Regions from separate parts of the Homo sapiens genome. Here region 1 is linked to region 2. Evidence: chromatin contacts called from ENCODE Hi-C or POLR2A ChIA-PET data. All regions are on one chromosome and are shown on one strand. The core of a region is the stretch at or near the end of the contact, and the rest is flanking DNA. Distances in the headings are between cores, read along the strand shown. Region 1 overlaps PLCE1 (phospholipase C epsilon 1). Region 2 overlaps PLCE1 (phospholipase C epsilon 1).

Region 1 (4,962 bases), core at 1,002-3,501, 140 kb before region 2:
AGGAACAAGTAAGTTGTGGAAATTATACTGTGGGCAGTGTCAAGGTGATAGCTGACAAAATTTCATGATGGGGTATTAATCACTTGGTTTGTGAGAACTTAGAAAATAAAGAGGTGATTTGCAAGAGTTAGAGTGGATCTACTAAGAACAAGTTTACCACACAGTGACCTCCTTAGCTGTTTTGGATAAGATAATTCACTTTATGGGAAAAACAGCAGATAAATAGTGTTTCTCAAACTTCCAGGATAATAAGAATTATTATTGTTATTATTTTTTACGCAGACACCATGGTGACTTAAGGAATTATTTTTATATAAACAGATGACCAGGCCTTTCTTCTGGAAATTCTGACTTAGTCAGTCAGATTTGTGACCTTAGAATCTGTTTTTCAAAGTGCTCCAGCGATTATTCTTATTAATGTACTCTGACTTCTGTATCACCTTTGAAAAGGGCTTCTCTAAAGACCCAAGTCTGAGACTAAGCTCTATTGCTATGAGCTGGGTGGCCTTGAGAAAGTCACACAAGTGGCCAGGTTTCAGTTTTCTATTTTATAAATAAAGAAATCAATAAAGAAGTCGAAGCACACTCTGGGAAATGCAGGCTACAAGAGAGGAGAGCACCAGACGGGGGCAATAATCATCAAATGCCAGGGGGCTTATTTAAGAAGGGCACAGGCCTCTCCATGTGGCTGGCTGACTCAAGGGCAACTTGGGATGAAGACACAGTTTGAGAAACTGCTAATAAATGTACCAGATGACAGAAACAAAATTCACAAAGAACTTTGTAGGACGTAATAATATACCAAAACCAAGAAGAGCAGAAATAGAGATAAATGTGAGGCTCCCATATACAAAAGGTTAAAATTCATTGTTAATCTGGAAAAATGGGAACGCTGGGCATAAGAACAGTCTATATGAAAATAACTGAATGCTTTTTGTTTTCTACAAGCTCAACATGAGCTCAGTGTGTGCTAAAGAATTTTTTTTTTTTTTGAGTCAGGGTCTTACTCTATGGCCCAGACTGGTATGCAGTGGCACAACATGGCTCATTGCAGCCTTGGCCTCCCAGGCTCAGGTGATCCTCCTGCCTCAGCCTCTCCAGTAGCTGGGAATACAGGCACATGCCACCATGCCCAGCTAATTTTTATATTTTGTGTAGAGATGGGGATTTGATATGTTGCCCAGGCTTGTCTTGAACTCCTAGATTCAAGCAATCGACCTGCCTCGGCCTCCCAAAGTGCTGGGATTACAGGCGTGAGCCACAGCGGCTGGCCAAGAATTTTTGAAAAGCAGACAGTCTGAGGCTGTATTAACAAAGGTTTAAAGTTCAAATTAGGGGAGGTGATGGTTTCACTGTTCTTGTGCTGTAATATACTACCTAGAATACTGATTTAGTTCTGGAAATCACATTTTCAGATTGACGAATTCAAGAATATCCACAAATTTAAGAATATCTACGATATTCTTAATGGTAAGTAAAGAGTCTTAGCAACCATATCCTGTCAGGAACAGTTGGCACAACAAGAATTTTTAGCTTGGAGAAGAAAAGCTGGTGGGGAAACACATGATAGCTTTCTAAATATAAAATTAGTCTGTACAGCTGCAGAGGGAAGAGGGAGGGCCAATGAGAAGGAGGAAAAGGAAGGAAGATTTGGGCTCAACATAAAAAAGACTTCTGTTCATTAGTGGAATGAAGGCCTTATAAGTAACTGCAAATGACTGTGCACAGAATGGAAAAGGCAAGGACATTCACATTTATCATTTATCTTGAAGACCACAGTGGTATGTGTGGTTAGCAGCTTTATCTGCTTGGCAGTGAGGACTGGGCAGGAATTGTTGGATAAAGAAAACAGCACAGATGAACAGGGCTCTAGAAGAAAAAGCACCACACTGGGTGGTCAGTCACTGATGTGGCATTTGAGGAAGGCAAGGTAGAGTATACATGCTAACATTTAAATAACTTTGTAACAAGGCCCATCAGCATAGGTGCCATGGCCTCTGAAACCCAAGCAAAAGCAAGGTCACCTGGAGCAGATTTGGAAGTGCAGATCTGGATAAAGGTAGACCTACTGGAGGTCTCCAACTGGTGGCCCTTGGGGCTGACTGCACCTCCAGACCTGACTTGTTTGGCTGGTGCAGTGTTTAAAAATAATTGAATTAGAGCTGTTCTTTGACACGGCGTGCACACTCCACTCCTGTCCTCACCACTTCCAGCTGTCCTGTATCCAGCTGGCTCCTCACACTGATGTTTCCTGCTTAGCCCCTGAAAGTGGCTGATTTTGCAACTTTTGGCCCAGAATCATGGGTGATCTTCAAATTGGGTAATGTATTACCTTCAGAGGACACAAACACTTCAAGGGAATATGCAGGTTCGGATGTTTGTAAAGAAACTGGTTTCTGTATGTTTAGCATCTGTGTGCCTGTACTCTTTGAGCCAGCCTGAGAGCAAGTCTGTAGCTGGCTAGTTTCCAAAGTGATGTTTTAGGACCAACAGTGCCCTCCTAAGTAGGACAAATAGTTTTGTCAGCTGTCATCCTGTGGGATAAGTAGGTGCAGACTGGAAAATGGACTCAGTGTTCTGTACCTGAACTTTTTCACAGACCTTTGAGCCGAGGGTCTCCTACACAGGTGGGTTTGTCGTGCTTGGGCCCAGATCTCTGTTGTCCGGATCTGGGCCCAAGCAGCATAAACTAGTGATACGCTGGGATCACAGGGCTATGGCTTTTGGGCTTCTACTACAGGCCCCATGCCAAGGGCTCCCCTAAGGGGACTCTCCCTAAAGGGGACTATAGCAGCCATTATGGGATGAACAACCCCCTAAGCTCAGTTTCAGACACAACAGTCACACTTCATCCCACTCAGAATAAATTAAATAACGGAGGTATATTCTATGTGGGAACTATTCCACAAATTAAATCTTGGGTGAGTGAGATGAGAGAATTTATTGGTCTATGGAATGAAAAGCCCAAAATCAAACTTATCATTTAAGGAAAGTCAGTCTTGAAAAACTAGTAAACCAGCAGGTCATCTGAAAGGTTAGAATGATGTTATTTTTCTTTGTTCTAGGCACACTGCCTTTTCATAACTGGTTTAACAGAGGGGAGTACCTTTTGCTTTAAGATATCCACTGGCGTCTGATGGGCTTTTAGCTTCTTGTTTTTAAGAAGAACTTTCTTTCTGAGTTGGTCAGGTGAAGGAAGCATTGGATCATCTGAGAAATCAGTCTCAAATAAGAATTTAGTCACCAGCTTTTCTCCAAACACAGTCTAAAAAGAATGAAGGAAAACATACAATCAATGCCTTTTATCTATAATTGATAAATATATGTACACTTCATAAACATAGTAGATATTTTAGACTGGTTGAATTATTTAAAAAGTCTTAGGAAGAGGAACTAGGAAAGAAGCTGTCCCCTGCTCCTGCCCCCTTCACAGTTTCTTACTGAAAGGAAGGGAGGTGTTTAGAAGGACAGGAGGAGAGGTCGAGGCCACTCTGCAGCTGGTGTCAGTTCTAACTATTTAGGAAAATATTCTGTGGTCTGATGTATTAAATAAGAAAACAGAGAATCAGTTAGAGGCTGTTGTTTGTAGAATAAGGTTAGTTTCAGATGAAGTCAAGTCAAAAGGATAAAACTTTGGAGGGGGTAGGGAGCAGGGACAAAGACATAGGTAGAATTTGCGTCCACATAGTGTAAAGAACCACAGACACAATTCTCACAAAGATTTTGAGCATGGATCTCCAAAGCAGAATGTGTGTCTGTCAAGGAGGTGGGTGGAGGGAAAGCAGACACAATGCTTATATCAACTCCATTGTTGCCCAGGCTGGTCTCGAACTCCTGAGCTCAAGCGATCCACCCGCCTCAGCCTCCCAAAGTGCTAGGATTACAGGTGTGAGCCACTGGGCCTGGCCTTGAGTTATTTTTTAATTGAAAAAAAAAATCAAAGCTTAGGCCAGGACAATATGAAAAGTTAATTAGTTTTGTTGGCATTAATATTTGGGGACATTTTGTCAGTGCCCCTCTTTCCCACTGAGAGCCTCATTTCCACAAATGCCTCTACCATTAAAGGAAGGGGGAAGTATAATGGAATATCTGCTTCTAAATCTGGGTGCATTATTGTTGTGGGAAGTCAGGGATCCCGAACGGAGGGACCAGCTGGAGCCGTGGCAGAGGAACATAAATTGTGAAGATTTCACGGACGTTTATCGTTCCCAAAATTCATACTTTTTAATTTCTTATGCCTGTCTTTACTTCAATCTCTTAATCCTGTTATCTTTGTAAGCTGAAAATGTACGTCACCTCAGGACCACTATTGTACAAATTGATTGTAAAACATGTGTGTTTGGACAATATGAAATCAGTGCACCTTGAAAATGAACAGAATAACAGCGATTTTAGGGAACAAGGGAAGACAACCATAAGGTGTGACCGCCTGCAGGGTCAGGCAAAAAGAGCCATATTTTTCTTGTTGCAGAGAGCCTATAAACAGACGTGCAAGTAGGAGAGATATTGCTAAATTCTTTTCCTAGCAAGGAATATAATATTAAGACCCTAGGAAAAGAATTGCATTCCTGGGGGGAGGTCTATAAACAGCTGCTCTGGGAATGTCTGTCCTATGCAGTTGAGATAAGGACTGAGACATGCCCTGGTCTCCTGCAGTACCTTCAGGCTTACTAGGATTGGGAAACCCCAGCCCTGGTAAATTTGAGGTCAGACCGGTTCTCTGCTCTTGAACCCTGTTTTCTGTTAATATGTTTATCAAGACAATACGTACACCGCTGAACGTAGACCCTTATCAGGAGTTTCTGATTTTGCCCTGGTCCTGTTTCCTCAGAAGCATGTGATCCTTGCTCTGCCTTTTGTCCCTTGAAGCATGTGACCTACTCCCTGTTTGTAAACCCCTTTTGAAATCCTTAATAAAACTTGCTGGGTTTGCGGCTCAGGTGGGCATCATGGACCTATCAA
Region 2 (5,059 bases), core at 22-2,521:
CTGTGGAAGACTAGAGGCGTGCCTGCCTTGGTTGGGCAGCCTAGAGATCCGTTTCTTCCTACACACTACTGAGCACAAAATGAGTTAATAAAAACTGTATACATTTGTCATGTAAAACATGATGTTTTGAAATATGTATACCTTGTGGAATGGTTCAGTTGAGCTAACTAACATATGCTTTACATACTTATCATTGTTTGTGGTGAGAAACCCATCTGGGTTTTTAATCCATTTTATTCCACTGATTGTTAAAGAAATATGTTTAACTGAGGCACATAAAAACTTTAAGGCCATGTGCAGTGGCTCACACCTGTAATTCCAGCATTTTGAGAGGCCAAGATGGGCGGATCACCTGAGGTCAGGAGTTCGAGACCAGCCTGGCCAACATGGCAAAACCCCGTCTCTACTAAAAATACAAAAATTAGCCAGACGAGGTGGCGTGTGCCTGTGGTCCCAGCTACTCGGGAGGCTGAGGCATGAGAAACTTGAACTTGGGAGGCAGAGGCTGCAGTGAGCCAAGATCATGCCACTGCACTCCGGCCTGGGTGACAGAGTAAGACTGCATCTCAAAAAGAAAAAAAAAAAAAAAGACTTTGAAAACCAAATGGGAGGGGTTTAGTCTACACATGTTGATTAACTCATGGGATAAGGCCCTGGCATACCATCACAAGCATTAAAACAATGCCAATTCCACATGCCAATCTCAGCCCAACTTCCTGGGAAGAGTATGATGAAGAATGCAGGCTTGGTACTCTCTAGGTGCCACATCAGAGGGGAGAAACCTTGAGTCTTGTGTGTAGGGAAAACAGCTTACCACCTAGAGACTATAAATTCCATGAGGGCAGGAATTATGTTTTGTTCCTTTTCCAGCACCTAACACCTAATAGGGGCTCAAAAAATGTGTTGAATGGCTGAAAAACATGAAGCCATTAGTGTTCCCACACCTTCTGTTATTCTTCATTCATTTATAACCAATCCCCTGAAGTTCGGGCAACTCCAGAAAACAAACCAACTTGGCACCCAACATAGTACACAAGGAGGTTACAGTATTCCTCTTAGGCCTGTCTAGGGGTGTGTGTGTGGGTAGGAATGGAGAAGGCTGAGGATCAAGGAGGAAGGTCATTGGCCTGCTGGCCTTGGGTCTCAGGACCTGCTATGGAGGGACAATAGCTGCTGTCAGATTGAGTTCTGGCAACCCCCAGGCAGTGGAATGCTGCTTTGCATGGTCCCTGTCTGGTTGGCAGCTTCCTGCCAGGGAAGGCTGCCAAGCAGCTTGTGACAGCTATGCAGTGTACAAGTTTCTGAGGTTGTTTGGTGCACTGCCATTTCTGACCTGCCTGTCTGCTGCTCATGGGAAGTAGCTGGGAAGTTCATATGCCAAGGGACCCCACACTCCATTGGCTTTCATCTTTCAGTGGGATGCCTGCCTATCTTGTCCTTTAAGATGGGAGTAGCTGGAAGATGGCCTTTGGCTTTTCTGGTCAATAGACACCTATTAATTCTATGTATGAAGGAGATCTATATTTCACTCTGCTCCCAACCACAGTGGGTTTTCAATATGACTGCTTGACTATATTTGTTTCCTAGCATCTTGTCATAGTAATTGACATTTGTCATAAACTACCACTAGGAGAAACTACCTGCCTGAATCATTTAAAAAAAAATTAAAGATAGCGTTTTAACCATTTACTTCATTTGAAAAAAAGTTTCAAAAATCTTTTTTTTTTTTTTTTTTTTGAGATGGAGTCTCACTCTGTTGCCTAGGCTAGAGTGCAGTGGCGTGAGCTCGGCTCACTGCAAGCTCCACCTCTCAGGTTCACACCATTCTCCTGCCTCAGCCTCCCGAGTAACTGGGACAACAGGCGCCCGCCACCACCCTCAGCTAACTTTTTGTATTTTTAGTAGAGATGGTGTTCCACCGTGTTGGCCAGGATGGTCTCGATCTCCTGACCTTGTGATCCGCCCGCCTTGGCCTCCCAAAGTGCTGGGATTACAGGTGTGAGCCACCGCACCCGGCCTCAAAATCTTAATGATTACTATTTGGAATGTTGACACCTTAGGGGATTTTAATAAGGGACCACCTTTTTATATTCTCTTAAAGAAGCGACTTTTACTTAAAGTTGCTGAAAAGTGAACTTAATTTTCCATCAGGAGATACATAAATCTTAACTTAGATCCTTCTCTGTAGTCAAAGATAGAAAGTTAAAAGTGAAATTTCAGGCATTACCTTTCAGCATCATTCGTCCAGTGGATCCTCCAAAAGTACTGAGAAGGCCACTTCTTGCTCCCAAAGACGTGGTTGCTTCTAGGAGAGAACCGGTGATGTACTGCGATATTGAAGTCCTTTGGAGGGTGGCGCGATACTCACATACAGTGTCTCGGACACATTGCTTTAAGCATGGACCAACGCTTATCCTTCCATGGGCTGTCTCGGAGGCTGGGAGCTTGGTGAGGAAATGGAGTAGAGATCCAACTGTATTTTCTGTTTCTTCTCTTCTCACTGCATTGTAGATCTGTGAATAGCACAAAGTACAGGAAGTATTAATCTAGTTTCTTAGGAAAGCAAATTAACTTGTTGACAAAATGCCAAGATGACTTATTAAGAAAGAAGGCTCAGATGCTCCAAGTGCAAACACTCTGAGCACTCGGCTCATGCATTAACCTGAACATTCTACAGACACCATCTATTTGGAAAAGCTCTGTGTAGTTATAAAATAGGTCATTCAAACAACTCTGCTATCAAACAGAGAACTTACAAGTCATACCAACCAGAAATACATTCAGCTCAAATTTCTCCTCCTCAGCAGAGCAAAGCTCTTCTGCAGAGAGATGAAGGCAAACCTTTCCTTCTGGTTTTCCTGGACATTACTGAATGACTGTCCCAGGTCTGTCTCCCTCCATGGAGTGTTTCAGCCTGACTTTTATGGGAAATCTTTTCTCCATGCTTAAACTGAAATGAGGATGAGAGGGTCATGGGGAAAGAGAACTTCCCTATTTCCCCTTTGGGCATAATCCTTCAAACTGTCAGCTGAGATCAAAGTATTTGAATCATTTTTTCTCTTCCTCCTCCCTCACCTCCCATATCCAATAAGTTGACAGATCCTGCTCACTCTTCTTGCCCCATCTATGTCACTGTCACTATCCTGATTTCTTCTCCTTTTATCACCCGAATTCACCAAGCATTGTCTCAAGAAGATTGCACTGTTAGGACAGGTTCCTAACCATGTCTCCAATCTATTTCAATGCAGTCATTCAATGTGCATGTATATAGACCCTGCTCTGTGCAAGGCAGTGTGTTGGAAGATGTGGGGAAAGTGTGAGGGGCAGCAGACACCTCTTGTGCTGCTGCAGGATTTCACAATCTTCGATGAGGCCTGAAAATTATAAGGTTTGACATTATTGAAGGGAGGACTTGGAATTTGTCAAGCATTCTGAGAAGCCAGAGACTTCTGGATAGTGTATAAACAAACGGAGGAGACACATAACATGCAGTGAGGTAATCCAGCTCTCTGATGGGGGAATAAAGGTGCTGTCTCTATCATGCTGTCTCTATCATGTCACCTTGAGCACCTTGCCTTGGCTGACTTGTCATTCATTCATCAAACCAACAAATAGTTACTGTTTATATACCAGAAACTATGACAGGGCTGGATAAATAAAATAGTTTCTCTCCTCAGAGTTCACAGTCTAGTAAAGGAGACAGAAAAGCCAAGAGCTTAGAGTAGGGTGGAAATGAAGGTCACCTCCTTCGGTGACACTGACGAATGGCCAGGGAGTAGAAGACTCTCACTGCCCTGCGGGCCAGGCATGTGCCCCCATGATGTTGCATCCTCCAAATCTCACTCAAGAGGGCCTCTCTTGAGCTGTGCTAGGTCCTTATGATACCCCAGAATGCACCGAGTCCTATGATATTCAAACTGTGTAGACCCTAACTAGATTTTATCTGTCTTCCTCTGTCTGGTGGTATATATTTGCCACTTGAAGGCACAGTGTGATTCTTACCTTTAATTCTCTGTCATTAAATTTCTAGTGGCCAGCATGGCCATGGAGATGGTGTGCTGGGACAGAAAGAGCCCAGGTTTGGGGTCAGGTACATGAGGTCAGGTACACCTGACTCGACCTTCACCAGATAGAGAGCTGGTCATTAAGTGTGAACAAGCTGACTTGAATGTTTCAAGACAGCTCCCTCCTCTGTAAAATGGGAATAATAACACTATTCTTAGGGAGATTCTGGGATTCACCATGATAAACATGTAACATACTCAGCCTAGTGTCTAGAAATGATGCTCTTTACTGTTGAGCAAGTCTATAAAAGAGAATACACTCCTTTACCCTCAATGAATAATAGGTGGTTGTATAACTATAGACCACAATCTATGAAATGCAATGTGATTGGAGTTATGCCCTTGCTCTTCTGTGTTTCTGGGCAATATTATCCTAACCCTATTTGGGTGTACTGTGAGGGCAAATGGGGGTAGAGAGCTGCAGATCTCAAGACATAGTTTTATTCTCTTGGCTCCAAATCATACAGGCCATCTCCAACACACTAAGTCCCATGCAAGTCCTTCAGAAGTAACTGATCCAGTTGTGTAAGGAAAAGAACTGACTGGTAGCTTGATGGCTAAGGAAGGCTTAATAGGCAAAGCAGGGTTTGACCTGTGCCTTGGAAAGCAGGCATTTCTCTAACTGGAGCAGCTGGGGAGACAACTCACCATGCAAGCAATAAGGACAGCCAGTGGAGTTTAGAGCAGGGAGTAAGCATAGGAAATAACTGGGGAATGAGAAAGGCCAGGGAACAACTGGGGAATAAGAAAGGTCAGCTGGCCTGATAAAGGAGACCTGGAATGTTAAAGCAAGGAGATTTCACCCATCAGAGGAGGGCACCCCTTGATGCTTTTTTTTGTTTTTTGTTTGTTTTGTTTTTGTTTTTGTTTTCGCTGGTTTGTTTTCAGCAAAGGAATAATGCTAAAATGGTTTTGTCTTAAAAAGATTACTAAGCTGGCAATTCCTAGTTCCTAATAGGTTGGCCTACTTTCTTTACTTGCCAAGCTGCTGCGCT

Evidence for each region. Hi-C counts contacts between places; a loop is a spot of excess contacts on that map. ChIA-PET counts read pairs that join two places held with the same protein, here RNA polymerase II (POLR2A).
Region 1: a map of Right ventricle myocardium inferior shows a loop between it and region 2 (2.6-fold over the local background). The contact joins two enhancer-like sites. A Hi-C loop is called at or near these places in 1 of 168 maps with a recorded cell type or tissue (Right ventricle myocardium inferior). POLR2A ChIA-PET finds 5 or more read pairs at or near these places in 1 of 52 experiments (Caco-2).

What each region holds. Positions count from the first base shown.
Region 1 is chr10:94,271,865-94,276,826 of GRCh38, reverse strand. PLCE1 (phospholipase C epsilon 1) reads right to left here. Exons shown (of 33, transcript NM_016341.4): 19 at 3,107-3,265. Among named protein-coding and RNA genes, the nearest start is that of PLCE1-AS1, 13 kb to the left of the region's middle. Within about 2 kb of position 2,251, at least 9 of the 41 ENCODE cell types and tissues checked have a DNase peak (open chromatin) inside an H3K27ac peak, as active enhancers do.
Region 2 is chr10:94,129,628-94,134,686 of GRCh38, reverse strand. PLCE1 (phospholipase C epsilon 1) reads right to left here. Exons shown (of 33, transcript NM_016341.4): 3 at 2,228-2,513. Among named protein-coding and RNA genes, the nearest start is that of PLCE1-AS2, 23 kb to the right of the region's middle. Within about 2 kb of position 1,271, at least 8 of the 41 ENCODE cell types and tissues checked have a DNase peak (open chromatin) inside an H3K27ac peak, as active enhancers do.